2 separate regions of the Homo sapiens genome follow, and region 1 is linked to region 2. Evidence: read pairs that join two places in POLR2A ChIA-PET (ENCODE). Cell type or tissue: PC-9. All regions are shown on one strand. Each heading gives the region's core, and the rest is flanking DNA. Links, peaks and the distances in the headings are about the cores only.

The links. Peaks named below come from ENCODE experiments on the same cell type or tissue, not always from the same donor. Only the 100,000 strongest peaks of a DNase experiment are listed, where the experiment ranks them.
Region 1: POLR2A ChIA-PET joins it to region 2 with 5 read pairs; 3 of 35 experiments call an interaction of 5 or more read pairs at or near these places.

Annotation. Positions count from the first base shown.
Region 1 is chr20:31,776,689-31,792,574 of GRCh38, reverse strand. It overlaps TPX2 (TPX2 microtubule nucleation factor), which reads right to left. Exons shown (of 18, transcript NM_012112.5): 9 at 14,937-15,088; 10 at 13,591-13,762; 11 at 10,185-10,326; 12 at 8,654-8,870. Among named protein-coding and RNA genes, the nearest start is that of MYLK2, 35 kb to the left of the region's middle. RefSeq lists enhancers at 3,820-4,319, 6,456-6,955. In PC-9, for the core only: no CTCF peak of the experiment used is centred there; no DNase peak of the experiment used is centred there.
Region 2 is chr20:31,700,535-31,716,420 of GRCh38, reverse strand. All of the region lies in intron 2 of BCL2L1 (BCL2 like 1), which reads left to right. The region is part of intron 3 of BCL2L1-AS1 (BCL2L1 antisense RNA 1); the gene reads right to left. Among named protein-coding and RNA genes, the nearest start is that of BCL2L1, 14 kb to the left of the region's middle. RefSeq lists enhancers at 2,801-3,095, 3,122-3,649, 10,207-10,286, 10,337-10,436, 10,447-10,496. In PC-9, for the core only: no CTCF peak of the experiment used is centred there; DNase peaks (open chromatin) are centred at 2,930 and 3,560; H3K4me3 peaks cover 3,721 bases; H3K27ac peaks cover 4,000 bases.

The DNA of each region.
Region 1 (15,886 bases), core at 5,326-9,325, 72 kb before region 2:
CTCGCAAAGTGCTGGGATTACAGGTGTGAGCCACTGCACATGGCCTAGAATGATATTTTTGAGTTTTTAAAATATAATTAATCTAAGCACAGAAAATAAAAGAACATAAAAGGGAAAGAACACCAAATTGTCAACTCTCATATCTCTTTGAGGGTGAATTAAGAGAGAAATTTAATTTTCTACATCTCATAATCCTTTTATTTGTTTGTTTGTTTTGAGACAGAGTCTCACCCTGTTGCCCAGGCTGGAGTGCAATGGGGCAATCTCGGCTCACTGTAACCTCTGCCTCCTGGGCTCAAGTGATCCTCCCACCTCAGCCTCCTGAGTAGCTGGGACTACAAGCGCGCACCACTTTGCCCAGCTAATCATTTTTTGTAGAGATGGGTCTCAAATTCCTGGCCTCAAGCAATCTCCTGCCTTGGCCTCCCAAAGTGTGAGGATTACGGACGTGAACCACTGTACCCAGCCTTATATCTCATAATTCCAACACATTCAACTACCCTGAAGATTTTTCCTTAATGATTTTAAAACACTGCTAACATTTCAAATCGTTGTGGAATAAATGACATGTATCATATTGTGCACATAATTTAAAACTAACACATTTTAGAGAGTTGTTCCACAGCATTTTTTGATTCACACAGAGTTTATATTCTATCACAAATCTGGCAATTAATCCTAACTGCAAAATGGTATCTCTTGGCTGCTGTTTTGAATGAAGTGTACGGCCAGATCGATTAAGAACAAAACAAAACCTCAGTAATTTCTTGTTACACTCGTGTCCACATCCTGCCCCCATCAGCTCTCTATTCTGCTCTTCCCTAAAGTTTCATTGCCAGACCTACTTCAGCTATTGCCTGTGCCATTCTGCTAGTCTCCTAACAGTCTTTCAGCTCCACAACTCATTCCTCCAATTCATTGTCTGCATGTAGTCCACATTATTACTCTAAAACACATTTGATCACATTACTTCCTGACTTAAAATTCTTTAGGCCAGGTGCAGTGGCTCATGTCTGTAATCCCAGCACTTTGGGAGGCAGAGGTGGGTGGATCACGAGGTCAGGAGATCGAGACTATCCTGGCTAACACGGTGAAACCCCGTCTCTACTAAAAATACAAAAAAATTAGCCGGGCATGGTGGCGGGTGCCTGTAGTCCCAGCTACTCGGGAGGCTGAGGCAGGAGACTGGCGTGAACCCAGGAGGCGGAGCTTGCAGTGAGCCAAGATCGCACCACTGCACTCCAGCCTGGGCGACAGAGCAAGACTCCGTCTCAAAGAAAAAAAAATTAATTCTTTAATGGCTCCTATTGCTTACCTACAACAGCATAACAAATTCCTTTTCGTGAAACACAAGGCACTTGCTTGAATCTCACTCATAAATATCGCCTTCATGGCCTCCTTAGTAGTAGCATTAATCTGGTACCCTCCTGACTCTCCCGCCTTACCTCTCACCCCTCCTTACATATCACGTTGCAACCACAACGAACTACTGATCGCTCCCCAAATGGTTCCTATCTCATTACCTTTGCTTGTGCTTTCTCTGTCTGAAATGCCCCGGCTGCTTGAAAGCACCCAATTCATCTTTTCAAGCCTCCACTTTTATAAAGCCTTTCCTCTTTTATAAAGCCTTTCAATAGATCTCTCCACTCCCAGGACCTACAGAACTGACCCCTTTATCCCATTGTATATGGTTTTATCACAGTCCATACAAAACTTAATTGCACTTATTTATTTAGATGTTCATTTCCCCCTGCTAGCCTGAGTGCTTCGAGGATGGAGACTATTTTACTCCATCAGACCCAAGTACCTAACATAGACCTTGGCAAGTATAAAGCACTCAGTAAATGTTTGTTGAATGAATGCAGTAAGAATGAATGAACACATGAGTAACAGAATTTATACCTTGGACTCTAGGAGGATACCTTGGGAGCCTTCTCCTTAATCCCAACAATGCTGCAACCGTTCGAAACATGTTTGGAATGTCTTTCTTGGAGTGGCTTTCAAAGGCACTTTCTGGACCATGCAAGACAGTTGCTCAATCTTTACTATTCATTTAACAAATAGTTTACACCTCTATTATCTTGGACTACTCAGAAGTTTTAGTTCCAAATAACCTTAGACTAGATCCTAAAAGCAAATTAATGTTTAAAATACACGTGAAGATTTGTCATCCTGGGAGGGATCCCAAAGGCTCATCTCAGGATTCAAGATGCATGGCTTTTCCAAAATGCTTTTTGCAGTATCACAATCATTGGAAGGGATTTACAGTCTCTCAAGGTGACCACTGAGAATGCTCATTCTGCTGTGAAATTTCTTATATGTTTTCTAAAGAATGCTAGAATCATTAGCATAGTGAAATCCAATATAGCAGATCTTGTATTCAGAGTGACAAAACTCCAAGAAATGGGTTGTCAAATGATGTTTACCATAAAACAGCAACAACAACAAAATCTGCTCTTCTATAGACATGTGGACACTAGCATCTTGCTTGAATGCACCAGGGGCAAGTGGAAGAGAGACAAATAGTGAGCAAGAAGCCACGGGTCTGTCTGTTCCAGCCCAGCTCTGCTTCCAATCTGTATAACCTTAAACACATCAGATATCCTTCTAGGCCTTGGGGTTTTTTAATAAAATAAAGTAATTGAAATAAGTAATTGAGGATTCATTTAGTTCTGAAATAATTCCCTCTCTCTGCATTCACCCAACAGAAATGTCTGCATTTTAAAAGAGAAGCAAGGGAAACCTCTAATAAGTAGGCCATGAAGGAGATATGTATGAGTGAGCTCAATCTCTTAATTAGTTGGGGGAGAGGAAAAGATGATTTATGAAAATCATCTTTGCAGCAACTATCCACTCACACCCCAGCCCCCCTTCCATCAAAGTTAACTAGGGGCTCGATTAGAAATAATGAAAAGAAAATTGGGTTTACAGAAACAAAGAAAGTTTTTTTTTGTTTTTTTTTGTTTTTGCTATTTTAAGTTTTTTAAATTATAAGCTCCTTGAGGACTGGAATATTGTCATTTGCATTCTTTTGTCTTCCCATATCACCTACTAGAAGACCCCGTAGTAACTGTTCAATGAACATATGTTGGTTAATATTACCATATTTACTCATTTACACATCTATATGCTCTACCAGACTATGAAAGCTTTGAGGACAAGGGCCGTGTCTTATACCATCTTTGAATTCCTAGTGTCTAGGTGCATGTCAGCTTCTACTATTACTCACTCAGTTATCCGATATCAGAGTGCTTGTGCTGTGGTGGTCACTATGCTAGGGGCTAGGGATACAGAGTGAATAATATAGATACACACGGTCCCTGTTCTCAGGGAGCTCACATTCTAATGGAGGAAAGAGACAATGAAGATTTAACAAATTAAATACTTCCAAATTTTCACAAGTGCTCTAAAGAAACCCAGCAGAATATGGAGCTAATGGTTATTAGAGGGATGCTCCCTCAATGAAGGGGAAGGTATCTCTAAAGAGGTGATATGTGGTTAGAATGGGGCAATGTGGGTGGATAAATGATGCATTTAGGAAAAGCAGCCAGGACTGGGGATGGGAATGGGGAGGTGAATACCTCTCCCTAAGACAGGATGTGCCCCCCAAGTACCCTGGGACAGGATCTCAGGCCTGTCCCAGGGCAGTTAGGAAACTACTCTGAAGCAATGTTATTTTGGGAAGTATATATATTTTAAAAAAGCCTGCTGCCCTCCCCAAGTCATCCCTAAAGTATCTCTGCTAAAATTACTCACTGGTCTCACTGACACCACATCCACCTCCGTGGTGCCCCGGCTGCCCAATAGAGGTCAGCACCAAGTTCACATTTCACACCCTCGTGCTCAAGGCTTTGTCACTCCACCTCTGCCCCAGGAGTCCTTTTCTCATTTCTGCCTCACTTGGGCCCACTGCTGCCCAAGCCCATCTTTCATCAACTCTATTTATTGTCCCCCTGCCACTTATCAACCACAAGTGGAAGTGCAGAGGAAACACTGTAAGGACACACGAAACAGCTTCAGCACTGGGGGGGACGTGGATGGGGAACAAAAGCATCAGACAGACAAGCTGCATCAGGCTCTGGAAGGTGGGCTCTTAAATTCTGCTGTAAAAGTCCAACACTAGAAGTTCAAAGACTTTTTTTTTTTTTTTTTTTTTTGAGACAGAGTCTCGCTCTGTTGCCCAGGATGGAGTGCAGTGGTGCAATCTCAGCTCACTGCAACCTCCACCTCCTGGGTTCATGCAATTCTCCTGCCTCAGCCTCCTGAGTAGCTAGGAGTACAGGTGCCTGCCACCACGCCCGGCTAATTTTTTTTGTATTTAGTAGAGACAGGGTTTCACCATGTTGGGCAGGCTGGTCTCCAACTCCTGACCTCAGGTGATCAGCCCACCTTGGCTTCCCAAAGTGTTGGGATTACAGGCGTGAGCCACCGCGCCTGGCCGACTTACTCTCTTATAAATGTTTCTTTTAAATGTTTCCATAGGCAAGCTATAATCCCCTGTGAAAGGAAAATAAATCTTGGGACCCCCAAAATCAGTAAGCCAAGGAGAAAAGTCAAGCTAGGAACTTCAACATGCAAACCTGCCTCCCATTCAAAGATGAAAAAGGTACATACCTCCCTCACAATTTGCCCACTTGAAAATTCCTTGGGGGCCCCAAGTTCTTCACCCTAAAACAGTTCTGTTGAATTTCACCCTGACAATATAAATTGATAGCTTATCTTCACAGGTACAGGACAAAGGACAGAACTCAAAGTCATCCCTTGGCTCACCTGAGAAATGCGTATCTGATTGCTTCCTCTGCCCTAATTATCTTATGTAAAAATGCAGATTCACTGAACTAGATGAATGCATAAGTAACTATTCCTCTACCCCCTCTCACATGTGAACAAAGAATGCAACCATTTGCCTCTTACCTACCCATACCTTTTCAAAATCTCTTCCCCTTTCCCCACTATCCACCCTTTCCCCTTAAAATATGAAGCCCTCAAAATCATCTTTGGAGAAAGGTACAGACCTGTCTCCCAGGCATGCATCCTTAACCTTAGCAAAATAAACTTCTAAATTGATTGAGACCTGTCTCATACTTTTTGGTTTGCACCCCTTTCAAAACCTCCCTTTCTGAAAAGTGAAGCGGGTAGAAGAAAACACATCTAACATCTCTTCCTATGCTATGCTTCTCTAGAAACCAAGAGTTGAAGTCAAATCACTGGAAATTTTAGTAGGGAAACCTGCAAACAGCCAGTGTCAAACTCAGAAACCTCATTTGCCAAAATAAATATGATAACAGTAAGCATTGTAGGGTACAATAATACAGTGTTTAAGGAGATGATGGGCTCAGATTCTGGTTCTGCATACTAGATACCTCTCAGTGTTTATTCCCTTGTCTGAAAAATAGGGATAAGTATAGACTCCACCTCTTAGAAGTGTAATCAGACATAAATAAGACAATCTACATAAAGTACTCAGGACAATGTAAGCACTCAATAAAATGACAATTACTATTAATAATACCCCTGCTTACTGCGTGTCAGGCACCATACTCAGTGCTTTATCTGGGCTCCCTCTGTGATGTACCCAACAAATCTGTTTATGTAATAAGAGCCCCAGAGGATTCTGAGAACCAGCTGGATTTGGCAAACACTTCCATTCCGCAAATCGTATCAATTCGGTCACACCTTACCTAGTGCTTTGCAGATCTGTTTACACAGAATTTTCACAGGTATAACCTGGTACCCAACTACTCTAAGATCTCAACTAACTCCTAATGAACTCTGGTCACCCTTCCCTACTTACTACTTCACCCTAGCATTTCTAGAGTACACACAACTGACAAACCAATTTCCTAATCAGTGTTTTCAAAAATGTAGTTCAGCTGGGTGCAGTGGCTCACGCCTACTATCCTAGCACTTTGGGAGGCCAAGGCAGGTGGATTGCTTGAGACCACGAGCTCAAGACCAGCCTGGGCAACATGGCGAAACCCAGTCATTACTAAAAATACAAAACTTAGCTGGGCATGGTGGTGTGTGCCTGTATTCCCAGCTACTCAGGAGGCTGAGGCATGAGAATTGGTTGAACCTGGGAAGCAGAGGTTGCAGTGAGCTGAGATTACACCACTACATTTCTGCACTCTAGCCTGGGCAACAGAGTGAGATTGTCTCAAAAAAAAAAAAAAACAGTAGTTCAGGTGTGACTGATGCTATGAGAAAGGATCTTAGGTGAGGTGTAGACTGTTGTTTTTTTTTTTTTTAAATAAGCACATACTTCCTAAGAACCTTCTATTTTAAAAGGTAACCTCTATTTTTATATAACAGCATGGACCCTGGAATCATATCACCTAAGATTCGTATGCTAGCTCTGCCGCTCACTAGTTTGTGATTTTGGGCAAGTTATTTAACCTCTATGTTTCCTAACTGTAAAATGGATTAAGTACCTACAGTGCTTACCTCATAGGGTTGTTGTGAGAATTAAGTGCATTATTATATAAATGTAAAAAGCTTAGAATAAAGACCTGGCATGTAATAAGCATTATATAAGTATTAGCTATTATTGCTGTGTTATTTGTGGCAAAAGGTACTGGTTTTCCATTTACATATTTATTTAAAAGTTCCCTTTAAATTTACGTTAGGTTACAAAGTGAGTTGATTTTTAAAATAATAATATTGGTATGTAAGGTACAAGGATATAGGACAAATTGAGAGAGTGGTACATAAATAAAAACAAAAACTTAGGTAGGGGGAAAAGCTTGGAGGAAAATATGTTATTAAAAGCAAGGTGCCAGCCAGGCACGGTGGCTCACGCCTGTAATCCCAGCACTCTGGGAGGCCAAGGCGGGTGGATCACCTGAGGTCAGGAGTTCGAGACCAGCCGGGCTAACAAGGCGAAACCCCGTCTCTACTATAAATACGAAAATTAGCCAGGCGTGGTGGCATGCGCCTGTAATCCCAACTACTCGGGAGGCTAAGGTGGGAGAATCGCTTAAACCCGGGAGGCGGAGGTTGCCATGAGCCGAGATCACGCCATTGCACTCCAGCCTGGGCAACAAGAGCTAAACTCCAACTCAAAAAAAAAAAACAAAACAAAAAACCAAAAGCAAGGTGCCAAAAGAGTGTTATAGAAACCCTGAAGAAATAATTTCTCTTATCTGGGGCTCCATTATCTTGTATGTAAAACTAAACGTTGAGCCCTTCTGGCTCTACAACTCTGAGGTTTGCATATAACCTACTTTTCCCTTGTTGTATTCACAACACTGTTTCCTCAATGGGTAAAGACAAAGAAGGCACAGCCCTTGGAGATTAATCACTTGGGTGGGGGAAGATTTCTTAACAGTTTATTGTAACAGAGCTTGGCATATAGTACATATGCATCATGGCAGGGAAAAAAAAGCATCGTGAACAGAAGTCACGCAAAAAGCTCTCAATCAAAAGTAGGTATCAGGGAGGAGAACCATTTCTAAGCATAATCATGATTTTTGTAAAGCCTGGAAAATATAACTTCAAGTTGCTTCTGATTTAGTGCTAAGAAAATACAATAAACAAAACTAGGTACTCAGTCAAAGGTAATACATTGGTGCAGTTTCCCCTAAAAGCATGGTGACTCTAAAGCAAGCAAAAAGAAAGAAGATAGGAAAACAGAGTGCTTCTAGAGTTATCCCGGACCTGCATCAATCCAGGCAATCCAAACCAGTGGCGGCGGGTGAGGTCCTCATCTGCACTGAAATGTAACTAAAAGCCGCTTTCGCATTTATGCAGGTGCTTAACTCCATTGCTTATTCTCTGACTGTAGCCTTGCTTCCTGATTGCACATTTTCTCTAAACTTGTGGTTGTGAGCCTATTATCAAACTACAACTCACTTCTCTGAAACAGTTTCCAGTGGCTCTTGATAAACTTTTCTCCAGCTTAACTGACCCACTAACAGCTCCCAGTAGAAGCTTCTTGTTTCCCACCGTCAGGCTTTTTATCATGTAATTCCTACTGCCTGGAATGTTCTGCCAATCCAGTCCATTTGCATTTCTGCAAGTCAAAATTCTATCATGTAATGGAGAGGCATATAATGAGGTATTAGGATCACAGACTCTGTAGCTAGAGTGTCTGAACTCTTACTTGCTCCACCATGTACTAGCTGAGTGCTCTAGGAATACTACATAACCTCTGTGTGCCTCGGTTACCTCATCTGAAACAGGTGATAAAATAACCCACCTAAAGGGGTTGTTGTCAAAACTAATGGGCTAATATATGAAAAGGGCTTAGAGCAGTCCTGGCACACAGTAAAATTGTCAGCTATTATGACAACAATAGCAACACAATAACTATTACTACAGTACATCGTCAAGGCTCAGGTCAAATGTGCCTCTCTACAAAGCACACCCTGAACTTTCTATCTGGAAGAAACCATTTTCTCCTCTGAATTCCTATTTTAACTGTCATCTCTCTCAGAACACTTCTGTCCATTTTCTATTATTCACACATATATTGTCTCCCATACCAGACTTTGAGTTAACTAAAAGCAAAATCCACTTCCGATAAGTCTCTTTATCACCTGCAGTTCCTAATATGATGCCCTGCTCATAATATCTACCCAAACTTTTGTGTGAATGGGTGGATATCTGGTCATGAGCAGTACACTTCTGCCAGCACACATAGCCTCAACCTTACCACAACATCTTCCAAAATCTTAGTAGGGCAAGGTCTGGAATGAAATTCAAAGTGTTCATCCTCTGTTTTCTTCTTTGATTCTCGCTCCTGGATTCTTTTCTCAATTTCCAAATCAAAGCCAATAGGCTCGGTGGGTGGTTTCACAGGTGGTTTCTTGGGCAAGATGGGCCCACCTTCAAGTATTCTGGGATCAAGTTCACGTGCTTTGAATTTGTATCTGTAAGGTGAAAATTTAAATAACCACAAAAAAAATTTTAATAAAATGAAAACTTCACAAACAAAGTAAGCCAACCACAAAGAATAGTAATCATTAAGATTATGCTCCCATTGACTGGACAACAGAATAAAATAAATAAAAACGAAAAACAATGGGCCAGGCACGGTGGCTCATGCCCGTAATCCCAGCACTTTGGGAAGCCAAGGTGAGCAGATAATTTGAGGTCAGGAGTTCAAGACCAGCCTGGCCAACACAGTGAAACCCCATCTCTACTAAAAATACAAAAATTAGCTGGGCGTGGTGGTGCACACCTGTAATCCCAGCTACTAGGGAGGCTGAGGCAGGAGAATCTCTTGAACCCAGGAGGCGGAGGTTGCAGTGAGCTTAGAGGCACCACTGCACTCCAGCCTGAGCAACAAGAGCGAAACTCCATCTCAAAAAAAATAAATAAATAAAAAATAATAAAAGAATAAAAGAAGAAAGAATAAATCAGACAGTCCTAACATCCCTACCACTTAAGAATTGAGGCTTCACTTCACAGAAGAAGCTCCCCCTCCTCAAAAGAAGCACAAAAAGGAATGGAAGAAGGATACAGGAAATAAACTCCAATGCTACGAATCACACTAAGTTTCCATTTCCCTCCACTAATAATAGCTGTAACAATCCCTTGGGGAGTCACAAAAGGGTGGGATCTACCTAACTTAACCTTAGAGGGCATTCCTTAATTGAAATCCTAAGTAAGTTCTTCTACTGCAACCTCTGGATTAGATTTTGTGTGTGTGTGTGTGTGTGTGTGTGTGTGTGTGTGTGTGTGTATGTGTGTATGTGCAAGACAGTCTCGCTTTGTCACCCAAGCTGGAGTATATTGGCGTGATCTTGGCTCACTGAAGCATTGACCTCCTGGGTTCAGGCTGCCCCCTAGTAGGTGGGACTACAGACGCATGCCACCATGCCCAGCTAATTTTTTTTTGGTATTTGTTGTAGAGATGGGGTTTCACCATGTTGCCCAGGCTGGTCTCAAACTCCTGGACTCAAGTGATCCTCTTGCCTCGGCCTCCCAAGGTACTGGGATTACAGGTGTGAACCACCACACCCAGCCTGGATTCAATTTTTACCAGTTTATACTCCAGAACATCTCCATATTCCCACTATAGTCCTTAAATCATATAGGCAGGGGCGTAGCCTGCAGAGCCTACTACTCAAATGCCATAAATTTTTACGGAAAGAAAAATAGCAACTGTCACCCTAACAGAACTGAAAATAAAGTAGGCAGGTTCGTGGAACTCTTCCTCAGATACTGCCAGTGGGACTTACTGTTGCAATTTCTCGAGCTCCTCAGCCTCCAGCTCTGCTGTACTTTTGCAGGTCACAGCCCGTGCACGGTGTTTGGTTTGCAGTACAGGAGTCTGTGGGTCTCTGCAAATCTTGGTCACAGAAGATTTGGAGGGTAACAGGTCTGTAAACAGAGATGACAGATGTTCATCTAGATCCGCAAGACCCAGTTTACTTGTAAGTGGTGATTCACCTATGTAGCCCAGAGAGGGATAAACCAACCACAGAGTGGTGGGCCCACAACAGTCAGCTCAGCTTACATTGGTCAAACCAACCAACATTCAGTTACTTCTCCCCTATTCCTCTTTTATTGAGGGGTATGACTAAGGTAGCCTTTGGGTAAACTCTACTGTCATCTTCTGAACTGAAAATCCATCCATGTCTGACAGGTTCCTTATCACTGCACGGGCCTAGACTGACTTTCTTTTTTTTGAGACAGGGTCTCACTCTGTTGCCCAGGCTAGAGTGCAGGGGCATAAAGGCTCACTACAAATCCAACCTCCCTGGACTCAGGTGATCTTCCCACCTCAGCCTCCCAAGCAGCTGGGATTACAGGCATGCACCACCATGCCCAGCTAATTTTTATATTCTTTGTAGAGACAGGGTTTCACTATGTTGCCCAGGCTGGTCTTGAACTACTGGGCTCAAGCAATCCACCCACCTCAGCCTCCCAAAGTGCTGGGATTATAGGCGTTAAGCCACTGTGCCTGGCCAGGCCTATACTTTCTATTGACAATGCCAATTATTTTGCTTGTTATTAACACAAAAAATTTTTGCTTATTCCAGCTTTAAGATATAAGGCCTTCCTGGCCGGTCACAGTGGCTCACGCCTGTAATCCCAGCACTTTGGGAGGCCGAGGCAGGGGGATCACGAGGTCAGGAGATCGAGACCATCCTGGCTAACACGGTGAAATCCCGTCTCTATTAAAAATACAAAAAATTAACCGGGCGTGGTGGCAGGCGCCTGTAGTCTCAGCTACTCGGGAGGCTGAGGCAGGAGAATGGCATGAACCTGGAAGGCGGAGCATGCAGTGAGCCAAGTGAGCCAAATGAGCGCCACTGCACTCTGGCCTAGGCGACAGAGCGAGACTCTGTCTCAAAAAAAAAAAAAAAAAAAAAGATATAAGGCCTTCCTAAAGACCAAGTAAAGCCTGAACAGAATGGCTCAAACCTGTAATTCTAGCAATTTAGAAGGCCAAAGCAGGAGAACTGCTTGAGGCCAGGAGCTCAAGACCAGCCTGGGCAACATAATGAGACCCTGTCTCCTAAGAAAATATAAAAATTAGGTAAGCATGGTGGCATGCACCTATATATAGTCCCAATTACTTGGAAGGCTAAGGCAGGAGGATTGCTTGAGCCCAGGAGTTGGACACTGAAGTGAGCCATGATCACGCCACTGCACTCCAGCCTGGGTGACGGAGCAAGACCCTGTCTCTAAAAAGCAAAACAAGAAGGAAAATAAATAAATAAATAAATAACAAAAGAAGACCAAGTGAAAACTCCCAATTTTATGAAATCAATATAAAAGCATCAAGACCACATCTTACAGAAAATCAAATGGAGAAAGTTAAAAACTATGTTAAAGCATCAATATTAAGACATCACCACCACTCATTGAAAATATTAATTTACCTGGCCAGTGAAACCTTGTCAATTTTCATAACTAATATAGAATGAATCTTTCAATTTAGGTCTTGTCACATAACAGTGGTAGATCAAAACCAAATCTATTTTAGAAATAAGCCATGTTTCAAAGATACATGTAACCATTATTTAGCTGTAACTGTACAAAGTTTTAAATAAAAATTGCATAATATAATTTCTCTTTCCTTTTGCCAGGACTAGTATTCTGAAAGCAGGACATATCAGACTCTGAGTCATATATTATTTGAAAAGTTATGCTTAATATTTAAATTTCCATTAGAATAAAGAAGAATATTTCATTATTTTCATACTATAAAATCTAACAAAATCATTTTGGCCACTAGAACATAATAATAATATTAAAAAATGCTGTACTTGGCCAGGCGCAGTGGCTCACACCTGTAATCACAGCACTTTGGGAGGTTGAGGCGGGCGGATCACTTGAGGCCAGGAGTTCAAGACCAGCCTGGCCAACAGAGCAAAACTTGGTCTCTACTTAAAATCCAAAAAGTAGCTGGGCATGGTGGCACACACCTGTAATCCCAGCTACTCGGGAAGCTGAGGCACGAGAATCTCTTGCACCCAAGAGGTGGACGTTGCAGTGAGTCGAGATCGCGCCACTGCACTCCAGCCTGGGTGATGACACCCAGAACGAGACTCTGTCTCAAAAAAAATGCCTATGCAAGGATATAAAAAATTTAGAGATCCTCAAAGGTAAAACAACCACATTCTGCTTTATCCAGAATACTATCCCTATACTCCCAACAACTATTTAATACCACCTCCACCCTTCAGATTTCATCTTCCTTCTTGCAGAAATTATTTCCATAAAGATAGAAACTATTACATTAGAATCCGCTCATCTGCTCACCACCAAATCTACAAACTCCCCCAGTATTTGCACCCATTCCTCCCACTCTTCCATCCTCCTTTTAAAGAACACTCACTCCACCTGTGCTAAGTATCCCTCCAATACCTGCCTGCTCAGGGACTTAATCCATTAGTTATCTCCTCTCTCTCGTACCTTCAGCTTCTTTATCTCTGACGAGACTTCTCAACATTCAGACATGCTCTCCCTATCTCCCACCTCCTTTGACTCTTGCACCTCCCTCCTCCTCAAAATCCCCTGCCATAATTTGTAGTGACCTGTTTATCTAATGACAGTTTAAGAATGCAAAGAACTAATTAGTGTATCTCTAATGACAGAGATAAATAGGTCACTACAAATTATGGTAAAGGCTTTTGAAACTTGATGTCGAGTTTTGAAACTTGAATTAGAAACCTGATGTTGAGTAGCACCAAGTCTATTTTATTTACCTCTATATACCTAACACAGTGTGCCTGGTTAGTAGTAGTAAAAATTTTGGTGGACCACTGAATAAAAAGCACATAGCCTTGAATGAATGAAATGCCTTCATTTTCTATAGGTAACTAAATGCAATGTGACACTTTGACACATGGCAAAAAAATGTCCGTTAAGGATGTGTAATGACATCTCAGGTTACCTTAACTCATTCCCCTTGGCCAATTATTGATGAGGAGGATCAAGACGGTTGATGGGTATAAGACAGACAGCTGGGTGGTTTGAAAAATTCTGAAGGATACATTTGTTGTCTGCATAGTCACACGCCATACTTTAATTGAAAAACTAGGATTTCAGCTAAAGACAAATCTGTGCCTAAGATGTAAGCAGAGGGAATGTAGGAGAGGTTCCATCCAACTGTGATACTGGTAGGAAACTTACTAATATCATCCTTCTTGCTCCTCAAATGATATCTGTTAGGGGTTCGTTTATGGAAGTCTTCAACTTGCTGTGCAAGGGGCACATATGTAGAAACTGTTTCATCAAATGTTCTTTTCTTTCCTTGGGACAGGTTGAAAGGCTTAACAATGGTACATCCCTTAGTCACTCGGGCCTGTAAAGAGAAAAGTTGTTCCCCAAATGAAATGTCACGGAAGAGCTCACATCTACCATAAGCCACATATTCGGCACAGAGGATCAATAAAAAAGGCCTGTGTAAAACCAAGATTATTATTCTGAAGTTTGTCAGTCCTTGAGCAAGGGTTATAACTAATCTGTTCTCATTAAAAAAAATTAAAAATGGAAGAAAGGATCTAGCACTTAACAAATCTTATGTTCTGGAATAGTACATAGGTAATTTCCCCCCAACCATGTCAATGTTTTGAAGGAATCCAGAGTAAGCTATCTTAGAATTGAAGACAAAAAGCACTGCAAAGAAATCTCACCCTCAACTCCACTTTAAAAAAAAAAATTGATTGGGCCTCTGGGTATGCATCAGGTCAGGCAGCTTCCTGAATCAGTGGAATCTCTCCATACATCCCCTAAAGAGACTGATGAAGAAGCCTATTCCTATTCCTTGGACCAGTAATTTTGATAAAACTGGTCTCTAATTGGAAGCAAAACCCTTCAAGGACCTGTATCTCAAAGAAAGAAGCATAACCTCAGGGTTTAAGAATGCAAATAACTAATTTCAAAAAATGATGATACTGACTACAAATGCAAGTGGAGATTATTAGTACTAGCATTTTTACTTAACGATTATTACTGATTTTGTTGGTGCTCTGGTAACAAAACTGCATGAGATTTGACTGGTCTGCCCCAACCCTATTTTTCCTATAAGATCTGTTATATTGGCCAGGCATGATGGCTCACACTTGTAATCCCAGCACTTTGGGAGGCTGAGGCAGGTGGATCGCCTGAGGTCAGGAGTTTGAGACCAGCCTGGCTAACATGGGGATACCCTGTCTCTACAAAATACAAAAATTAGCTGGGAGTGGTGGCAGGCGCCTGTAATCTCAGCTACTTGGGAGGCTGAGGCAGGAGAATTACTTGAACCCGGGAGGCGGAGGTTACAGTGAGCCGAAATCGTGCCATTGCACTCCAGCCTGGGCGACAAAAGTGAAACTCCATCTCAAAAAAAAAAAAAGATCTGTTATATTTTACACAACTTTATAGACACAAGGTTTTTTTTCTCAATTATACTATTATAAACAGTGACCACAAATGCTACACGTAAAATCCTAAATGAATATTAGTAACAGAAATGTTCATTTAGTCCATCAACTTACAGGAGATGAAGGATGCTTTCGTAGTTCAGATGTAAAGTTCACTTCCTTATATTCCTCCTGGTTCTTAGGATGTTGTTTGATTCGCTCATCTGTGCGGAAGTGGAAGTCAACTGATTTGGTGACCTGGCTCACTGATTTCTTCACAGGTTGCCCTGAGAGATGAACACAGTAAAACATACAGACAACATTAAGATAGGGAACACCAGTAAATCCCCTTTACTCCAGTCCTTTTGCTATTTCTGTCACCATGGATCTAACTTTGCTTACTATCTACCTGTAACCCAAAACTTGAAGTAGTCCTCAGGGACACTAATATATGTGTCATATTCACTGAGTACTATTAGGTTTGAGGCCTTTCAGTCAGATGCAAACTAAAAAAAAGTAGTAGCACAGGGTAGAAGAATCCCATCTCCTAGGTGTGGTCATAGCTATGGAGAAAAAGAATAACTGGAATACTTTTGATAAGAAAAGCTATGGATTGACTTTGAAAGCACAGTTAACTCAGCATCTCTAAGAGGAAAATCCTATAAACTCCAGGGGTGCTTTTTCAATCCAGTAAGGAGAACTTTATAGTTATGACTCCACCAATAACAACTCTATGCCCGAGCAAAGCAGAACTGTGACCCCTTCAGCTCTCTCAGTCATATTTTTCCTCCACAGGTGAATTGGATTTGACTGTTTTCTTTTCCTTTGCCTTTAGAAAAAAATAGGAAAACAACAAACTGGTCTGCCCAATTACTTTATCTTCTGTCTCAATCCAAGTTCCTTTTTTTCCCTAAGACCAAGAACAGACTTTTAAGAAAGTACCAGTGAGCCAGGCACGGTGGCTCATGCCTGTAATCCCAGCACTCTGGGAGGCTGAGGTGGGCGGATCACCTGACGCCAGGAGCTCGAGACCAGCCTGGCCAACATGATGAAATCCCATCTCTACTAAAACTACAAAGAACTAG
Region 2 (15,886 bases), core at 1,159-5,158:
CATTCCAATGAGGAGTGACAGGCAATAAATATATAATTACATGTTTATATCAGATGATTGTACATGCTATGAAGAAAATAAAGCAGGTTGGGGCATAGGGCATGTCTAGCAAGGGAGGGTGGGGCTGCAGTTTTAAAAGAGTGATCAAAGAAGGTGTAAGGGAGAAAAAAATGGCTTTCCTCTACCCTTCTAGGTCCTTTGGCTGGGCTGAGAATTAAATTGACATAGACAGATTAACTGGAGGAAAAATAATTAATTACATAGTTGTACACAGGAATCCTACAAAATATGAGGCTCAAAGAAGGGTCAGATAATTGAAGCTTATATAGCATCCTGAGCTACAGAAAAGAATATGGGGCTTGGGACTTCTGTTAGGGGCTTGAGTGGCAGCAACCCAAGTTATGGCAGGGTGAGGGAAAGAATTGGTGGTGGCGTGTGTCTGTGGTCCCAGATACTGTTGAGGGGGTGTACTGAGGTGGGAGGATCACTTGAGCCTGGGAGGTGGAGGTTGCAGTGAGCCGAGATCAAGCCACTGCGCTCCAACCTGGGTGACAGAGCAAGACCCTGTCTCAAAAAATAAAAATAAAAAGTCTCTCTGGTAATAAAATTTGTCTGGAGCAGCCCTCTTCCTAATACAGATACCTTTACTAGTGTAGATTTCCTTTTTAGATGTGAATTTCTTTTACAAAAGGACAGCTTTTCAGAGCTACTCTTATGTCTGCAGTTTCTCAGAATAACCAGTTCAAAATATGCCAAAGAAGTATATTTTTGGGGTGGCATATTGTTTTCCTACAGTCATATTTTGGGATGGTATGTCCTGAGTCCCAACAAAAGTATTACCTAAATTTATTTGAGCCAAGCGCTAAATGAGGTAAGGAGGTGGATGATGTAGGTACCCTACAGCAAAGGGTGTTTAAAGCAGAGGGAATGGACTCAGGAGGGAGCATGCTTGACATTTTCAAGGATGAGCAAGAAGGTCAATGTGGCTGGAGAAGAAACAGCAAAGGGGAAAAGGGTAGAAGGTGGGGAGGGAATGGTTGAGGAGGAGGATGGAGAAGTAGGTGGGGGCCAGATCGCATACAGCATTACAGACCATGATGAGGATTTGGCTTTGGTGGAATGGTCTGTATTCCTTTTTTTTTTTTTTTTGAGACAGAGTCTTTCTCTGTCTCCCAGACTGGAGTGCAGTGGCACGATCTCTGCTCACTGCAAGCTGCACCTCCTGGGTTCACGCCATTCTCCTGCCTCAGCCTCCCAAGTAGCTGGGACTGCAGGTGCCCGCCACCACACCCGGCTAATTTTTGGTATTTTTAGTAGACGGGGTTTCACCATGTTAGTCAGGATGGTCTCGATCTCCTGACCTCGTGATCCGCCCGCCTCAGCCTCCTAAAGTGCTGGAATTACAGGCGTGAGCCACCGTGCCAGGCCTGGTCTGTATTCTTAAGGGTGGCAACAGGGAGCCCAGTGAAGAGGCTGGTGCAATTGCCAGGTGAAAAAGAATAGTGGCTTGGACCTAGAGGTGGAGGTGTAGTGAGACGGGGACTGGAGAATAAGACCAGGCTTGCACATGGTATATTGATGGGTCCAGCCATCCTGGAAACCATATTTTTCAACTACTTGGAGGTCCTAGAATCAAAGTTAAGTAAGATAGATGTTCTTTGGGAATAGTTCTCTCCAAATGTGATATTCTGATGAATGGTCCTCTTCCACTCCAACAGTATTTCTGTCTGAGTAAATGAAATTTGTCTGAGTTCAGTTCCCAACTCATCCGTGTCTACCTATGCAAGCTCCTTTTACCTCTCTGAATCTTGGGACAAATAATAATACCTGCCTCACAGGGGGCGATGGTAAAGACACAGTGAGGTATACCTGAGATGCATAAAGACTGGAGCCATGTTGGTATCATTATTCTTATTATCTTTCCACAGAACGCATGTCAGAGACCCATTCACGGAATCTTGAGCATCCACTCTCCTTTTTCTAAATACCATAGTGACCCATCAGCACATCTCAGAGCAGGCCCTTGCAGCATTTCTGTTGTAGTAGGAGCTCCACAGTGTTTGTGTGCAATGGTGGTGTAAGCACTGGTCTTGGAGTTGGAATCCCAGTTCTACTCTCAGTCTCACCTTGGCCAAGTCACTTCACCCCCAGTCCCCAGTTTCCCTTTATGCAAGATGGAGGGTTTGAAGTAGGCAATAAAGGAATGCTGGTTCTCTCTATCCTTAGGCCTTGTGGCGGATTCCACCATTACAGCATATTTCACATTAGTTATATTTTAAAATGGCTCTCTCCTGTTGACAGATATGTCAGCACCTTAACTAAACCCAGTGTCAAGGCAGGCTAGTTTATCACTGAGCCCACAATAGTGCTACCCTATATTTATGTAACACCTTACAGCTTCCAAAGCACTTTCAGATCCACCTTGCCTTTTTGATCCTTATAACCACCCAGAGAGGTGAGCAGGAAGGATGACATCTCCGTTTCAAAGGAGAGAAATCAGGTGAGAAAGATGAATTGACTTGCCCAAGGTTACATCAGGAGGAAGAGGCAGTTTTTGGACTTTCAAATTGGAACTTGACTACTAGCTTGCTGTGTGACCTTGGGCAAGTCTTTTAACTTGTAAATGGCTATAGTAATGCCACCTTTTTCTGAAGATTGGGTGAATTAATTCATTCTTTTAAGGCTTTCATATCATCCTAGGGCTCTTCACTCACATCATCTGGCTTCTCTTTTTTTACATATTGATTTTTGAAATTGTGGTTTTGTATAAAGAAACTGCCTTTGGGACCGTCTGCTATTTGGTTTCATCCCTGATGAGACTCTCGGGCCAAGCTTGAGCCTTACAGTGAACTCTGAGCCACACAGCTTTTTGGGCAGCCTCCAGTGCTCCCCTCGGAACTGGAGGTTTTTCTCCAGCTCTTCAGGAAATGCCATTGCGATGACTTCCATGGACTGCTTCCTGTCCCAGCCCTGCCGGCAAGAGTGTGGAAACTGGAAAGCAATGTCCCTAGAGGTCCGCCCCCCAAAAACTACTTTTTTTGGACGTGTCCCTGCCTTTCCTCTTGTCCATTACTTTCTTTGCTCCCTACCCTTTCCTCCTTCACCTGGCTTCTGCCTCCAGCTGTGATCATCCCTTCAAGATTTAGAAAATGCCTTTCTACTTGGTTCTGCCAGGCCATTACCCCCTACCCTAGGCTAGGCTGTGAGGGAGGTCAGTTAGAATTCCTGGGTTCTCTCCTTGGCTCCATCACGCATTAGCAGTTTCAGTCCTGGACTTCCCCTGGAGATGCATTAAACCTGTTGCTTGCGGTGCCCTGTGTCATCCATTAACCCTGAGTTCCCCTAGGAGATTCCACCCCACCCCTGCATAGGATGGGATTCTTAAGAGATAACTTGAGGTTTGGCACATATAAATCCTGCCTCTTGGAAATTGATGATAAAGGGTGGAGTGAAACAGAGCCTGCCTTCCCCTCCCCCAGTCACCTTTGAGGAGGAAGCTAGAAGGTTGAAAACCTTGTTGGACAATCATCTGAGGAATGGGAGCTGGCCTGGGAGGGGATTGGAACGCACTCAACTATGCCTCAGATCCTTTGTTCCTCTCTTGAAAGGGAAACATTCCCCTCCCTCCTCCCTGGCCACACACACATACACACGTGCCTTTGTTCCCCCGAGTCAGGCAGGGATAGGAACATAGTGTCCCTTCCAAGGAGCCTGACTCGCTTCCCTAGAGACTGGCCTCCTGGTCAGTGGGACTGGGATATTTGCTCAGGAGCCCCCAGCCTCGTGTCCTTTCCATAGAGTCTTCGAGGCTAAAAACTTGCCTACAAACAGCTGCTGAGACTTCTCTGTAATTATTTCATGGGACACCCATGTCCCAGGATAAACAGTCCCTCCCTCTTACTCCAGTTGGTGATTAATATTATTGTTAACATTACTATTAATAGTATCTAACACTTATTGAGTGCTTACTCTATGCCAGCCATTGTTCAAAGTGCTTTACATGTATTAATAGATTTCATTCTCACAGCAGCACTCTGAAGTAGGTTCTTTTATCCCTGTTTCACACATGAGGAAACTGAGGTACAGAGAGGTTAAGCAATTTATGCAAAGTAGCACAGTTAGTAAGAGGCAAAGCCTGGGAGGGTAGCTTCCAACCTCCCCCTTTTAAACGCTCCACTGTGTTCCCTCGTCCAGTGCGCTATTGTCTAGGTGACTGCTGGCATTAATCCAGTGCTCACTATGTGACAGCCTTTAGTGACGCTGTTTTTGTTACTATCCCAACAACCTTATCGTTATAGGCACTGAGATTTGGGAGGGCTTATAGTTAGCCAGAGGCAGAGTCAGCATTTGAAACCAGGTCTCTCTTACTCTGAAGCCTGTCCTTTTTATCTCCAGTCCTTAAAAATCTTGCAAAGTAGGTGTTGTTACCTTCATTTTATGGTTGAGAAAATTGAGGCTCAGAGAAAAGTGATATACCCAGAGCTTCACAGGCTAGTACCAAGAAGAGCTGGGATTCACACTCTACTGTCTTAGTAGTCTGTATTGTCATGATTATTCTTTTTATGTGCATGATAATACTTTCAATTTACCAAACTCCTTTTATAAGTTATTTCCCAGTGAAGTAGGAGAGGTGGGTATGTTCAGCCCTGTTTCCAGAGGGGAAACTAAGATAAGGGGTCTTGTCCCACAGTAAATGGCAGCATCAGACTTAGAATTCATGTTCTGGCTTTTAACACAGTATTATCAATACTGTCTGCCTCTCCTAAAGCTGGATGTGTGGCTTGGAGCTGTCCTTGGAGTTTCATTTCTTTTGTTAAATCAGCAAATATTGACAAATGCTTTGTAATGTGCTAAATGCTAGTGATACTGTGGATATTGTGGTAACTGAGACTGAGTCCCATCCCTCAATGGTCTGTTTCCATACTCCACACCTTGGGTCTTGCTGGTGTCCCTCTGCCATCTGAATCAGTCTACATGTGCCATCCATCCTTCTCCTCAGCTGCCAGACACACCAGGCAAGATTCATTATAGTTGATATGTATTAATCACCTTCAACACATACACAGACAAAACTCTGGCCTCACATTTGAGACAGCTTGACTCCTTGCTGGTGGCATAACACAAAGCAAATCAGCTTCAAATTCTCATCCATAAGCCTGAGAGAATAATGCCAAGCCACCAGAGTAAGTGAGGCATGAATGAGAAAGTGAAATGTAAGTGTGTTTTTTGGTAATAATAACAGATACTATGGGTTGAGTAGTTACTTGCTCTGTGCCAGGTGCTGTGTTTATCCCCTCAATATAATCATCTTACTTGGTTCTCACAAATGCTCTCCTGTGAAGATGGAGAATCTAGGGTTCAGAGAGGCTCCCTAATGTGTCCACAGTAACAGATCTTCTAAGAGGCAGAGCTGGGTCTTATACTCAGATGTGTCTGATGCAAAAGCCTATAAGCGTCATTGCTTCTTACAAGCCCAGACTGGCTTATTTTACCCTGACTACCTGGCTCAGGGCCCGCGGTTGGGTGAGGACTCAGCCAGGGCCTGCTCAATGAACATGAAGGGTTATTATTAGATACAGGTTAGGCTACAAAAAAAGTTTCTGCCCCTAAGGAAGCAAACTCATTTGAAGCAGTAGGAATAGACCTCAAACACTTGGTGAATGGCTTGAGGCAAACTGTGCCAAACCTGTAGAGTAAACACCAAAAGTGGAAGAAGTTGAGCCCACCTGACTGCATTGCTGGGCCCTGGGCCTCTGCCAAATGGGCCAGCTTCCACCATCAGCTACCCAGTTGATTACTGGGCCCAGAGGCCTCCACCCTCAGCCTGTATCATCAACCTGCACCCTTTCCCTAGCCAACTGCATTGCCAATCCAGACTGTCTTCTGCATCAACAGTGGAAAGGGTTAGGAAGGAGAGAGGTCACTGACAGCTTAAATAATCATAGCTTTCTCAGCACCGTAGCTTTGTACAATTTCCACTGAGGCCTCAGTTTCCCGGTCTGTAAATGGAGATAATACTAATCTCTTAATGAAGATGATAGTAATCTCTTCCTTATAGGCTTGCTGTTTTTCCTCTGCCTGTATCACTCATCCTATGGATCTGATCAGGGCTCTCTCTCTTCTTATCATTCAGGTATCAACTCAGATATCACCTCCCTAGAGGTCGCCATGTTTACATGTTTACCATCTGTCTCCTGTAGTAAAACATAAGCTCTCGGAGTACACGGGCTTTATCCTGTCTTTCATCCCCAGCATCTAGCAGAGTGCTTGGTACATAGGAGGCACTTAGCAAATATTTGTTGAATAAGTGACTGTGTAGACCACCTCACACGGTGTCTGATATACTCAGTCAATGTTAGGCATTGTTATGTCTTAGGAAGATGTGGACCATGATGGGTTTAAATAGGTGAAAAGAATGTAACAAGAGCAGGCTGTGGCTGGGCGTGGTGGCTCACACCTGTAACCTCAGCACTTTGGGAGACTGAGGCAGGTGGATCACTTGAGATCAGGAGTTCGAGGCTGGCCTGGCCAATATGACAAAACCTTGTCTCTTCTTTTTTTTTTTTTTTTTTTTTTTTTTGAGATGGAGTCTTGCTCTTGCTCAGTTGCCCAGGCTGGAGTGCAGTGGCACGATCTCGGCTCACTGCAAGCTCCGCCTCCCAGGTTGACGCCATTCTCCTGCCTCAGCCTCCCGGGTAGCTGGGACTACAGGTGCCCGCCACCAGGCCCGGCTAATTTTTTTTGTATTTTTAGTAGAGACGGGGTTTCACCGTGTTAGCCAGGATGGTCTCGATCTCCTGACCTCGTGATCCACCCGCCTCAGCCTCCCAAAGCACTGGGATTACAGGCATGAGCCACCGCACCCGGCTCGTCTCTTCTAAAAATACAAAAATTAGCAGGGTGTGGTGGCGGGCGCCTGTAATCCCAGCTACTTGGGAGGCTGAGTCAGGAGAATCACTTGAGGCCGGGAAATGGAGGTTGCAGTGAGCTGAAATCATGCCATTGCACTCCAGCTTGGGCGACAGAGGGAGACTCTGCCACACACACACACACCAAAAAGATCAGGCTAGTTACACACGCGTGCACGCGCGCACACACACACACGAGCAGGCCAGACGGGTAAGAACCACCCAGACAGAACTGGAGGGTGGAGTATGTATGAAGCATTTGAGAGATCATGAGGAGGCAGACTGGCTAGAGCCAAAGATGGTCTGTGTCAGCAATAAAGTTGGTCAGGGAAGAAACCAGGTGGCTGATGACAGAGGCCTCTGGACAGAGGGATGGTTGATGGTAGAGGTGGGCCTAATGGGGAGAGGCCCAGAGCACCTGTGGGATGCAGTTAGGTCTCAGTAACCCCTAAGAAAAAGAATCTCTTGCCAGCCAGGGCTCAGCAGGCAGAGCTGCAGGGAGAGAAAAGCCAGAGGCACCTGCAACCTGCAGATCAGGTAAGCTGCCCTGGTTGTTATTTTGGGACTCAGGGCCAGGTGCAGATTCAAAGGATTGATTGAAGCCTTTTGGCAACTCTGGCCTCAGCAGGGTAAACATCACCTGTCTCCTGCCACCTGCAGTGACAATGCCAGGAAGGGTACCCTAGGTAGGCCCAAAGGGGCCTAACTTTCTTGCTGCCCTGGTGGAGCAAGAAATATCTTCTAGGAGAGGCCAATCCTTCCCTGCCCCACAGCTCCTTCTCTGCAAAGCTCAGGTGGCAATCAGGTACCTCCTGCCCAAGAGGCCCCCATGGTTCTGGCCTAAGGAAGGCAGGGCGGGGCATTGGGAGCCGTTGACAGCTGGGCTCAGCTGGGGGGAGGGGTCAGTTTGGGAGCAGGTGCAGATTTCAGGGAGGGTGGGGCCTAAAGGGAAGTAGGGATCTTGGTAGGCTGCAAAATTTTCCTCCCCATCCCCCAGCCACAGCTGGCTTCTCCAGGAACCTGATGACCTAGTTACAATGCTTAGAAATTGTCAGCTTAGCTTGCAGTTCAGGGCTTTGCCAGTCTCTCCTCTCTGAGGCTTCTTGGGTCCAAAAGGTACCTTGGCATTTCCCCAAGGGGGTTCCATGTGAATGACATACACTGTATCACATGTACAGGCTTCTTGCCCAGGGGAGGAAAGAGCCAGTAAGGCTGCTGCTTCTTCCCTTGTGTGTGCCCCCCAACCCCAGGGAGAAAATACTCCCATGCCCTTGCCCCCTTCTGTTTCTCTCTAGAGGGTTGGTGAGTGACAAATGGGAAGTCACAAACTTCTTCCCTTGAGGGTCAACAAAGAGGGCCAGACCCTTGTTGCCCTAAGGATAGATTGAGCACACCTAACCATTCTTTCCTTACCTCCCCATCTCAGTGTGATGTTAAAACCTGATGGAAAGAGGTTAGGAAGACTCTTCTGGGGGCTCTGGAGGCCCCCCACTCTCTCAGGCAGCAGCTGCTCCTGGTATTCCTGGTGTCTGCCTTGCCTCCTTGGGAGAAATTCCATCGTTGTTAAGAGTCAGGTACGAAATTTGACAAACCGTTGTTGAGTTGGTGAGTCTCACTTGCTTAATAGTTATCCTTGGCAAATACTTAATCTTTCCCAGCCTTAGTTTCCTCATGTATGGAAAAGAGGTAACAATATACAGTGCTTTTCTTTTTTCCTTTTTTTTTTTTTTTTTTGAGACAGAGTTTCGCTCTTGTTGCCCAGGCTGGAGTGCAATGGTGCCACCTCGGCTCACCACAACCTTCGCCTCCCAGGTTCAAGTGATTCTCCTGCCTCAGCCTCCCGAGTAGCTGGGATTACAGGCATGCGCCACCACGCCCAGCTAATTTTGTTTTTTTAGTAGAGACGGGGTTTCTCCATGTTGATCAGGCTGGTCTCGAACTCCTGACCTCAGGTGATCTGTCCGCCTCAGCCTCCCAAACTGCTAGGATTACAGGTGTGAGCCACCATGCCCGGCCTACAGCGCTTTTCTTGAAACACTCTTGAGAGCATGAAAATAGTTGAAAAGATACATGGAGCACTTACCAAGGAGCCCAGCATATAGTAATTACTTAGTATAACAAGCTACTATTATTACTGTTATTGTCACATTGCAATCACTGGTAAACAAATTGTTGTCATTGCTATTGGATCTACTCTCCAGGAGTGAACTTTCAGGCTGACAGAATATGTGGATATCTTTGGACCAAGAGTTTAGAGATTTTAAGGTACCTGAAGCTTGGGGCCTTGGCTCACAACCTTGTCCCCTACCTCCTCTACAAGGCCCAAGTCATACCTTGTACACAGTAGAGGTTTGGCCAGTGTTGTTGACTAGGCGTTTGGCAATGGGGCATATTTTGTTTTATCTTCCCAGGGTCCTCCTTGTTTGTTGACTGAGTGGAAGACTTAATGAGTTAAGTATTTAAAGTGGGTAGGAGCATGCCTGGCACACAGTAGGTGCTTGACATGGGTTTGAATGATTAAACATGGCATTGTGGGAACTCTGGAGTTTTTCCAGGATGGCCCCACTCACTCCTTGTTTGCTCTGTGGCCTCAAGCCTCTTGCCCAAGCTCTGCCTGTTGCCTCATATGTTGAAGAAAGATAACACCCGCCTTGCCTCCCTCATGGGCTAGCAGGGAGGCCCAAAGAGATGATAGATGAAAAAGCACTTTGAGAACTATAAATATTTGGTCTTGTTGCTACTCCTTGACTAAAGTCACAGCCATAGCTGTGTCATTCATTCATTCATTCAGTCAACAAGCATTTTTTGAGTAGAAGCAATATCTTATCACTTAACTGGCTTCATGAATTTGGACAAGTTACTTCCCTCTGTAAACCTGAAGATCTATAAAGTGGAAGTAATACTCATTTCAGAGGGTTGTTGGGAGAAAGACTAAACGAGGTGCTCTGAGCTTACTGAGGATAAAAACTATGTCTTATTCACTCTTAACAGCTACTGCTGGGCCTAGTACTTGGTGGCTGAGTGTTTAGTGACTGGATTAACAAACATTCCTAATAATTAATGGTACATGTAAAGTGCACTTACACATTGCCTAGTGCAGAGTAAAAGCTCAGCAAATGCTGAGTCTTTCCCTTTTCTCTATGAGGCTTGAGGTGCCTTGATTTAGCCATGGGTTGCCTTCTGCAGTCAAAGTACCAGGCAAGGCCAGACTCTGAATATGACTCAGATGGGAAGTAGAAGTGAGTATTAATGCCTGGCTCCAGGTTGTCCTTACCTGCCTACGCTGGACTTCAGTGCGGGAGTTCTGAACTATCGAGGATCAGTGCTGCTTAAACATAAAATCCAGTGTACTATGGTTCTCACCCCATGCTTATCTCTGATCCAGAACAACTGCCTCTTGTTCTACCCACTCTCCATCTGCTACTCAGAAGAATTTCCCCTTGCTCACAGCACCCATGTTCAGTTGGAGCCCTAGGGGTTACCATGTCAGGGAAGTCCCAGGGAGTCACTCAGAAATAGCCTTTGGGGCAAGGTCCAGAGAAGGAGCCCAATTCTAAGGCTCAGTGTCTCCTGGGACTGGGTCAAGCAGCAGGTGCATACATGAGACCCAGGGCTGGTGGCTGAGTGATGAAACTGAGAGATGTGTAGGGCCAGACAAGAAGTCAACCTAGAGGAAACTGCCTGCTTGTTCATGCAGGTGTTTGGACACCTGGGGGAACTTTCTGGGTCTGATTTAGTGGTGCTAGTGTAGGTTCCATATTAGTATCCCAAGCCCCAGTGAGGGAAACCTTTGGGACTCCCAAGCAAAGCCTGTAGTTGGCACCCAGCACCTTTAAACCCTTCTCAGATCCCTTTAGGGTGAAAGAGAGGCCCCCTCCTCTGGGTTCTACAGCATCTACAGCTGGAAACTCCAGGGACAATGACATAATAACCATAGCTCCCTTTATAAAGTCTCTGCTGTGTGTTAGGCACTGTGCTGGGGCTCTTTATGAAAAGGGGATCATTTTGTTAATTGGAAGTATGGGCTCTGGAATCAGACAGAGTTGAGTTTGAATCTGGTCTCTATTACATATCAGCTGTTAGATTTTGGGTGCATTCCTTTCCATTTCTGAGCCTCAGTCCCCCTATCTGAAAAATGGGGATAATAATAATACTTCATAGGGTTTTTGTAAGGATTTAAGAGCCTTTTGTAAGAATGTATGTAAGATCATATGGTGCAGGTATTAAGGTAATTTTAGTAATATTTAACAATGAGCACTTGCACTTAAGTGTTTTATATGAGATAGTTCATTGAATTCTCAAAATAGTACCACTCAGGTAGGTTCTCTTATTATTCCTATAGAGAAGTTAAGAAAGTTGTTCAAAGATGCACAGCGAGTAAGTGGTAAAACCATGATTTGAACCCAGGTAGTCTGGCTCCAAAGCCAACTTGTCCTACCTGGATAAGGAAGGCCCTAGTAAATGTTGCTGTTATAACTATTGTATCCAGCATTGTAGTTGTCTGTAGTTTTTGGTCTATCCACTGAATTCTGAGCTCAGTGAAGACTAGAAACCCATTTAATCACCTTGCACCCCCAGAGACCAACATAATACTCATAAAACTCATTAATATTTGCTTAATGGCTGAGAATATTCTCTTTCTTTAGTAATCAATCAGTAACTCTTTATCGACCAGTTCCTGTAGGCTAGCTTTGAACTAAATCCTAGGAGGAATGCAAAGTACAGCTATGCCTGTGTAAACGGAAGATTGGGTGTGTGCGTTGGGGGGGTGCATTCCAGAGAGCACTGTGTCATTGGCAGAAACTTCCACACAGGAGGCAGAAACAATACAGGTGGTTTGAGGATGTTTTCCAAGATGGGATTCCCACCCCTCCCTGAGGGAGTCACTTCCTCCATCTCCTGCAGAACAAGGTGACACAGATTCCCTACTCCGGCCAAGGGCAAGGAACCACTCTAAGCTCTTCAGTCACTCTAATCCAGAAACTGTGTCTTTATGGCTCAGGCAACCAGTTCATGGCAGCCTAGAATGACAGGGAAAAAGCTGGGAAGGGACCTTAGAAAATCACTCTTGCCCAATACTCCAGCCAAAGTGGTCTTTTAAAAACCAAGTTCAGGCTGGGCGCGGTGGCTCATGCCTGTAATCTCAGCACTTTGGGAGGCCGAGGTGGGTGGATCATCAGGTCGGGAGTTCAAGACCAGCCTGGCTAAGGTGGTGGAAACCCCGTCTCTGCTAAAAATACAAAAATTAGCCGGGTGTGGTGCACGCCTGTAATCCCAGCTACTCAGGAGGCTGAGGCAGAAGAATCGCTTGAACCTGGGAGGCATAGGTTGCAGTGAGCTGAGATCGCGCCACTGCACTCCAGCCTAGGTGACAGGGAGAGACTCCGTCTCAAAAAAAAAAAAAAAAAGGTTTAGGGCCGGGTGCAGTGGCTCATGCCTGTAATCCCAGCACTTTGGGAGGCCAAGCCGAGTGGATCAACTAAGGTCAGGAGTTCGATACCAGCCTGACCAATATGGCGAAACCCCGTCTCTACTAAAATTACAAAAATTAGCCAGGTGTGGTGGCGTGGGCCTATAGTCCCGGCTACTTGGGAGGCTGAGGCAGGAGAATCGCTTGAACCTGGGAGGCAGAGGTTGCAATGAGCCAAGATCGCACCACTGCACTCCAGCCTGGGTGACAGAGCAATACTCGTCTCAAAAAAAAAAAAAAAACAAGTTCAGGGCTGGGCTCAGTGGCTCATGCCTATAATCCCAGCACTTTGGGAGGCCAAGACAGGCGAATCACCTGAGATCAGGAGTTCCAGACCAGCCTGGCCAACACAGTGAAACCCCATCTCTACTGAAAATAAAAAAATTAGCCGGGTGTGGTGGTGCATGACTGTATTCTCAGCTACTCGGGAGGCTGAGGCAGGAGAATCACTTGAACCCAGGAGGCGGAGGTTGCAGTGAGCCGAGATTGCACCACTGCACGCCAGCCTGGGCAACAGAGTGAGACTCTTGTCTCAAAAAAAAAAAAAAACAACCACCAAGTTTAGGCCAGGCATGGTGGCTCACACCTGTAATCCCAGCATTTTGGGAGGCCAAAGCAGGTGGATCACCTGAGGTCAGGAGTTCGAGACCAGCCTGGCCAACATGATGCAACCCCGTCTCTACTAAAAATACAAAAAATTAGCCAGGAGCAGTGGCTCACATCTGTAATCCCAGCACATTGGGACACCAAGGCGGGTGATCACCTGAGGTAATGAGTTCGAGACCAGCCTGACCAACGTGGTAAAACCCCATCTCTACTAAAAATACAAAATTAGCCGGGCATGGTGGCTCATGCCTGTGATGCCAGCTACCTGGGAGGCTGAGGCAGGAGAATCACTTGAACCCAGGAGGTGGAGGTTGCAGTGAGCCAAGATTGCACCATTGCACTCCAGCCTGGGCAACAAGAGCAAAACTCTGTCTCAAAAAATTTAATAAAATAAAAACCAAGTTCAGATCTTATTGCATTTTTGTTTACAACCCTCCAAGTGGTCTTCCACTGTAGTTAGAATAAAACCCAGACTTTTTTTTTTTTTTTTGAGATGGAGTCTTGCCCTGTCGCCCAGGCTGGAGTGCAGTAAGTGTCATTTCGGCTCACTGCAACCTCCGCCTCCCGGGTTCAAGCGGTTCTCCTGCCTCAAACTCCTGAGTAGCTGGGATTAAAGGTGCCCACTGGCCGGGCACGATGGCTCACCCCTGTAATCCCAGCACTTTGGGAGGCTGAGGCGGGTGGATCACCTGAGGTTGGGGGTTCGAGACCAGCCTGACCAACATGGAGAAACCCGTCTCTACTAAAAATACAAAATTAGCCAGGCTTGGTGGCACATGCCTGTAATCTCAGCTACTCAGGAGGCTGAGGCAGGAGAATCACTTGAACCTGGGAGGCGGAGGTTGTGTTGAGCCAAGATCGCACCATTGCACTCCACCCTGGGCAACAAGAGCAAAACTCCATCTCAAAAAATAAAAATAAAAAAATAAAGGCACCTGCCATCACGCCCAGCTAATTTTTGTATTTTTAGTAGAGATGGGGTTTCACCATGATGTCCAGGCTGGTCTCGAACTCCTGACCTCGTGATCTGCCCACCTCAGCCTCCCAAAGTGCTGGGATTACAGGTGTGATCCACTGCACCCAGCAAAACCCAGACTTCTTACCAACCTCTGAGGCCTGTGTGATCTGGTCCTGGCTGCCCCTCCATCATTCTGTCTCTCCCTTACTCCACTCAAGCCGCATGGGTTCCTTGCTGCTTCTGGATCCTGGCATAACTTCTTCCTGCCCAAGGGCCTTTGTAGTTGCTCTTTTCTCTGCCTGAAATGTTCTGCCCCTAGTATTTCCTTTCTGAGGCCTACATTTGGTTCAGCTTGCTGGTCACCTCCTCTGAGAGACTTTCCTTGACCTTCAGTTTAAAGTAGCCATGCTATTTCTAAATCCCTCTCCAGTCTTCTTGTAGTTTTGTCATAGCAACAGCCTCTACCTGGAATTTTCTTTTTGTTTGTGTACTTGTTTTTGTCTGTCTCTTCTATTAGAATATAAGCCCCATGATTATAGGGCGTTTGGTTTGTTCATCATTGTATCTCCAGTGTCTGCAGCTGTTCTTTGCAGGTAGTAAACATTCAGTGAATACTTTTTGAATAAATTATTAAACAAATGAACAAAACCTAAGACATGAAAAAACTGAGGCCCAGAGAAGAGAAGCTAATGAGAATTAATAGTGTTCTTTCATCCTACTTTTGAATGCTCATTAAGTGCCAAGCACTGTATTCAGTGATTTACATGCATTATTTTTGCCACTTATTCTTAATTGTTATAATGAGTTGTTTGGAACATCATTTTTTATATATACCACTGTACCACTTAAAAGAAAACTGGACCAATCTTATTTTTTATTGGAACCTTGCTCTGTTTTACAAAGAGTTGGAAGCAACTTAGGAAAATTCATACAACCAAAAGGATAATGTAGCTAAGGGAGTCGGGTGAAAGGAAAATATGGGTAAGAAGACGAGCCAAAAGTAAAATTAGTTCACACAAATGTATGTTACAAAAGTCCTTTGAACTGAGCAGTTTTTATGCCATTCTTTATAACTAAATATTGCCCAGATTCATTTAAAATGATGGTTTTTTAAAAATCTAACTACAGGCCGGGCGTGGTGGCTCACGCCTGTAATCCCAGCACTTTGGGAGGGCAAGGTGGGCAGATCATGAGGTCAGGAGATCAAGACCGTCTTGGCCAACATGGTGAAACCCTGTCTCTGCTAAAATACAAAAAATTAGCCAGGTGTGGTGGCGCGTGCCTGTAATCCCAGCTACTCAGGAGGCTGAGGCAGGAGAATCGCTTGAACCCAGGAGGCGGAGGTTGCAGTGAGCTGAGATCACACCACTGCACTCCGGCCTGGCGACAGAGCAAGACTCCGTCTCCAAAAAAAAAAAATCTAATTACATAGATGACCTTGGGATTGTCCCAGACTGCACCTAATAGTCTAGGATTTGCTGGCTCCCTTCCTGCCTCATCAGCTGGGCTCCTGGATTGAGGCAACACGATCTCCTCTTTTTGCCAAAGGGGCTGGTCCAGCAGGGAGGAGCCTAGACCCCTCTCCAGTCCTCTCTGGACCTAGCTAACTTTGTTTCAAGGAGTCTTTTCTGTAGAAGGTTTATTAATTGAGATATTGCCATTGGAAACCCAGTTCTGCTCTCAAGATACTTCCAGTTGAATTAGAGAGAAAAGACATAATATACATGAAAGGAGATCTTGTAAAAGCCAACAATAAATGCTAAATGCCAAATGAGGGAAGGACTTCACAGAAGAGGTGAGGTTTACACCGAGCCTTACCACAAAGCGGAGAAAAGAGGGGCTGTAGCTCCCAGTAGGAGAGTCAATGTGGGTTAAGATTTGCAGGCTGAGACCAACTCTCAAGAAGAGACCCGTGGGCAGTGGCAGTCAAATTTTAGGCATATG